Linked DNA regions of Homo sapiens: region 1 is linked to region 2. The links are chromatin loops, found by intact Hi-C in ENCODE. Cell type or tissue: Caco-2. All regions are shown on one strand. Each heading gives the region's core, and the rest is flanking DNA. Links, peaks and the distances in the headings are about the cores only.

Region 1 (2,829 bases), core at 156-2,655, 290 kb after region 2:
ATTAGCAGGGTGGCAAAGATATCTCTATAATAAAAAGATTATAAATAAAAGTTTAATAAAAGGGAATATACTTCCACTATTAAAAATCATATTTCTGAGGCCGGGTGCAGTGGCTCACCCCTGAATCCTGGCATTTTGGGAGGCTGAGGCAGGAGACTTGCTTGAGCCCAGGAGTTTGAGACCAGCCTGAGCAACGTAGTGAGACCTCTGTCTCTATAAAAAAATAAGTTAAAGACATCATATTTCTATACAAAGATGATCATTATAGCATTATTAATAATCCCTTAATTTTGAGAGGAAATTGCTGAATTCAATTATAGGAGAATTATTGAATAGAATATAGTACATTCAAATGAAAGAATATTATAACTTGGTCCTGCTTTCAAGGAAGTTTTAACACCATTGGGAAATTCTAATATGTTAAGGGAAAGAGAAGATAGGCCAGGTGCAGTGGCTCACGCCTTTAATCTCAGCACTTTGGGAGGCCAAGGCGAGTAGATCGCTTGAGCTCAGGAGTTCAAGACTAGCCTGGCTAACATGGTGAAACACTGCCTCTACTAAAAAATACAAAAAATTAGCTGAGCGCGGTGGGCCTGTAGTCCCAGCTACTCCAGAGGCTGAGATGGGAGAACTGCTTGAGCCTAGGAGGCGGAGGTTGGAGGGAGCCATGATCGCACCACTGTACTCCAGCCTGGGCAACAAAGCAAGATTTTGTCTCGAGGAAAAAAAAAAAAAGGAAAAGGAAAAACAGAAGATAGGAATTATTTAATATGTATCTTGTCTTTACCTTTGGGTCATGAGAATATTATTTTGTCATGCTTGCATATTTTGGGTTATATTTTTTACTTGGTTGTAACTAATATTTTATCTATAATGAGCAATTTATTCAATTCACCTGTGTATAATCATCCTGTTTACTTACTCATTTATTTGCTTATTTACCAATTTATCCACTTAATAATTTGTTTATAGAGACTGGGCTTGAATTCAGGTTCTGGCAGATAATATTTGGGCAAATTACCAATCTTCCCTAGTCTCTGTTTTCTTGTCTATAAATGAGAAGAAATACATCTACTCTGCATGAGTAAATGAGGTAATGTATATAAATACTCAGCATGATAACTCACTCCTAAAAGCTGCTCAAGAAATAGCAATTGATATTATTTCATTATTGTTATTTTTTAAGTAGATGCAAAGAAATAGTGGGGAACCAAAAATGTGTGGGCAAAGACCTTCACATTCTCCCAGTCAAGGGAGTTATTGAAATTATAATTTTAAAACAAGAACTGTAAAATATATTACATTTTTGGAACTTAAAGGGAATGTAAATGTCAATGTAAATCAAGGGTCAAACATTGAAAAAATATAACCTTAGAAATAATGCAGTGCACTGAGTAACCCCAGGACATTCTCCAGTGTTGCTTCACAACTATGCCATTGCCACCTAGTGGAATTAGTAATGCATTATATAGCCCAGAAAATTTGAGATTTTATTTTGAAGTATTAAATGGTTTATATAGAAAGGCCAAATTACACAAATATTCTCCTATATGTCCCCATCATCTCCTTTGGACTACTGAAATACTCATCTAACTAGTCTTTCATCTTACATCAGAGCCCCAACCCATTCTCCTACACAGAACAGGCAGAGTAAGCTTTCTAAGATATAAATCAGATCATGTTACTTACACAGATTGAAAATGCAAAACACCTTGCATGGCGTGGAAGCTCTCCAGCTTCATCTGTCCCAGCCTTGCTGATTACGAGTCCCAGTGACCATCTTTCCAGTAAGAATTTTCTGCCTCAAGGCTCCCAAATATACAGGGTTTTTTGTTTGTTTGTTTGTTTTTTGACAGAGTCTTGCTCTGCCGCCCAGGCTGGAGTGCAGTGGCATGATCTCGGCTCACTGCAACCTCTGCCACCCAGGTTCAAGCGATTCTCTTGCCTCAGCCTCCCAAGTAGCTGGGATTACAGGCACCCGCCATCACGCCCGGCTAATTTTTGTATTTTTAGTAGAGACGGGGTTTCACCATGTTGGCCAGGTTGGTTTCGAACTCCTGACCTCAGGTGATCTGCCCGCCTCGACCTCCCAAAGTGCTGAGATTACAGGCGTGAGCCACTACACCTGGCCCCAAATATACAGTTCTCTCTGCCTAGAATGTTCTTCCTCAGCTTTTTACATGCCAAATTCGTCATCCTTCAAGACCAAACTTATTTCCCTCAAACAGATCTTTCCGCAACTACATTATGTACCTCTATTATTTTCTCTCATAGTATTTTGTTCTTTTCCTTTACGACATTTCATCACAAATTATGCTCAGGTATTTTTTCCTGTTTGGTTAATACCTGTTTCCCCCTTCAAACTGTATGCACCATGTTTAACAATGTATATGTCAAAGCTTAGTACTGTGTAGTACAATAGTATGTGTGCATTAAGGAATCTATATAATGGAATGCCATTTAGTCACCAAAAATAGTGTGTTCGATGGGTATTACTGACATAGAATGTTGTACATGATATAACTTTAAGTGAAAAAAGTAGGTTTTATGGTAATACAATCATTTTTGTTTTTAAAATATGAATATATACTACATACATATTTACCATATATTCCAAATATATGTGTTTAAAAATCTGTGAGGTGTTACCATGGTTATTTAAGTTAACAAAATGTGAGTGTAGTTAGTTTTCTTTCTTTCTTTCTTTTCTTTTTTTTTTTTTTGAGATGGAGTCTTACTCTGTTGCCCAGGCTGGAGTGTGCAATGGTCTGACCTCGGCTCACTGCAACCTCCACCTCTTGGGTTCAAGCAATTCTCCTGCCTCAGCCT
Region 2 (2,829 bases), core at 307-2,806:
TCTGATGGCTCTGTAAAACTAAACCAATTGGTTCCTATGCCTAAAAATAGCTCTTTATACATTATTCTTTATAATATAAAATAAAGGCTATAATGCTCATAATGAACTACAATAGTTCTTAGATGACAGAAATCATTCATCTTGTTACCCTCTAACCTAAAACTCAGCATGATGAAAAGTAGCCCTGAATTAAATCATTTATTAGCAGTCAATCTGGATTCAAAATCCAAAATACAGCAAATCAAAGCATTAGTTGATAATTAAAGAGTTTGAGAAAAAAGAATAAACTATCTGAGAGTAGTAAAAAGATTTCTGAAGACCATTTGTATGGCTTTAAAATTGTACATGTTCTATAAGATTTTTAAAAACAACTAGTATGATTTAAAATTTTTACACATTCATAGAAAATTTGAAAGTCTGTATAGTTCTCTCTTTGAATATAGAACTAATTTCTAAGAAGTTGGTTAGGTAATGGGGGAAAAGTATACACACTTAATTTTTAAATGTATTTTTATATCTATTATAGATTACATTAAGAAAGGGGGATTTGTTTTCACCTTAGCAGTAATGAGCACCCAAAAGTAAAATATTCAGAAAAACAACCAAAAGAATGTTATAAATGACCCATTTTCATTCCTTACACTAAGCCTAACTTTAACGTGAGTTAAAAACCTATACTATTACAATAGCAATCTTGGACTTCGGTATTCAACTATGTGACATTATAGTATAAGACATTAAAAAATTTGCAATTATTGCAACTCTTCTATTTAATCAGATCTTTCTAAAGCACACCTACAATAAGTTAACATTTTAAACAAAAAAACTGTTTTCATTTGAGAGTTAAGTAGCCACAGGGCAAAAGAACAATTGTTTATTGTGCTCAGTAGACTTACAAGTAAACATATCAGACCAATGGCACACTCAACAACCATTCCTGCTCTATAACAAATTAGCCTTTAAAATTCTTTTAATAAATCCCTCAACCAACACTTATTAGGTAATAACCTTGTAACCCTTCTGTAAACATAATTTCACCTTTAACTAAAATTATCATATCCAAGGTAACTTTAACTTGTAAAGTGCCTAAAGAAAACATATCACAAAATGAGAGAGGAAGTGGAATGAGAAAACAACTGACTTCTCATACATTTAACTATAGGTTAAGTTAATGGAGAGAAAAAATAACGAAAGAATAAACGTCTCAAACGGGATACAAACAAGACCCTAGGCCACAAACAAATGAAATCTCAACCAGTTTAAGAAAAAGTGAGAGTAGAATTTAGGTATATACAAAAAGTTAGGCAGAGAGAAGCTTCCCAGGCTTAGTCATTGAGAACTCTGTTTTCACTCTACTATCAATTCCACTCCTCTATCGAAGACAGTATCACTTAACTAAGACAAAACACAATGATAAACTAAATACAGTTCATGTTAGTCCAGTATGACAGCTTTGTTCTTGCTCTTATCACTCCAACAAATTGAAAATTTTTTGTACATGCTTTGAAAAATACAGACAGAATGACAACTATAAAATGATACCTTTTGTTGTATTTTTCCTCATCTAAATGTAGTCTCGGTTACACAAATGTGCCATATATAAGTAATTGATACTTGGAATTTTAAGAAAAATATATAGGAAACAAAAATAAACATACTAAAAAATTATAAAATATTTATTTCCCCCGGGAACAGCTTTTCAAAACAAATAAAACCTATGAAAGTGTACACAATACTATGACATACCAAGTTATTGTTTCTCTTTGCCAGTAGATGGTGCTAATTTCCAGATGTATACACTATGAGCTACTGTACTAAAGATTACCTTGCTTGCTTGTTTAAAAACATTTCTAACATCATTTTATCTCTCAAATTAAAATCAAATGGGCAGGGCACGGTGGCTCATGCCTGTAATCCCAGCACTTTGGGAGGCCAAGGCGGGAGGATCACGAGGTGAAGACTTCAAGATTAGCCTGACAAAACATGGAGAAACCCCATCTCTACTAAAAAACACAAAAATTAGCCAGCATGGTGGCGGGCGCCTATAATCCCAGCTACTTGGGAGGCTGAGGCAGGAGAATCACTTGAACCCAGGAGGCGGAGGTTGCAGTGAGCTGAGATCGTGCCATTGCACTCCAGCCTAGGCAACAAGAGCAAGACCCCATCTAAAAAAAAAAAAAAACCTCAAATGAAGCAAAGATTACAAATTTGTTCTAAATATGAAAACTTTGAAAAAGAAAATAGTAAAATACACTATGTCTTTAAGCCATAATTTTTTTATATTTAAGGATCTCTGAAGACAAAGGTAACATTCCTGTTTCCAGAGTACAAACCAATATACTGTGTAAGTACAGATTAAAGGACTAGCTGCGCCAGGTTGGAATCCCAGCTTCAACTACTCAGTAACTGTGACACCTTAGGCAAGTTATTAACCTCTCCATGCCTCAATTACATGCTTTTTAACACGTAATTGAATAAAATAATACCTACGTCTCAGGGTTCTTGTCAGGTTTAAGTGAGATAACATAAGCAAAACACTTAGAAAACTGGGACACAGTAAATGCTATGTAATTGCTATTATTGTTGTTTTGTAATGCCTAACTAAACACCTAGAACCAAGAAAACTGCCATCAACAAAAGAATAAAATATAGATATTAATATAATGGACTATACAGCAGGGGGAAGTTATGTTCTACAGCTACATACAAACAAACAGATGAATCTTAGTAACATAATGTTGAATACAAATCTTAGCTTTTTTATGTAGTTTTAGCATATGTTTATATCCATAAACAATATAGTTGTTAAAGGTTTTATAAATAGAATCA

Evidence for each region. A loop is a pair of places that touch in the nucleus more often than their neighbours do. Peaks named below come from ENCODE experiments on the same cell type or tissue, not always from the same donor. Only the 100,000 strongest peaks of a DNase experiment are listed, where the experiment ranks them.
Region 1: it touches region 2 in a loop (7-fold over the local background); 19 of 110 quality-filtered maps call a loop at or near these places.

What each region holds. Positions count from the first base shown.
Region 1 is chr9:105,424,843-105,427,671 of GRCh38, reverse strand. It overlaps a transcript of SLC44A1 not described here. Among named protein-coding and RNA genes, the nearest start is that of FSD1L, 22 kb to the left of the region's middle. In Caco-2, for the core only: a CTCF peak has its summit at 1,427 (motif pointing left); no DNase peak of the experiment used is centred there.
Region 2 is chr9:105,717,595-105,720,423 of GRCh38, reverse strand. The region is part of intron 2 of TMEM38B (transmembrane protein 38B); the gene reads right to left. Among named protein-coding and RNA genes, the nearest start is that of TMEM38B, 24 kb to the right of the region's middle. In Caco-2, for the core only: a CTCF peak has its summit at 1,795 (motif pointing right); no DNase peak of the experiment used is centred there.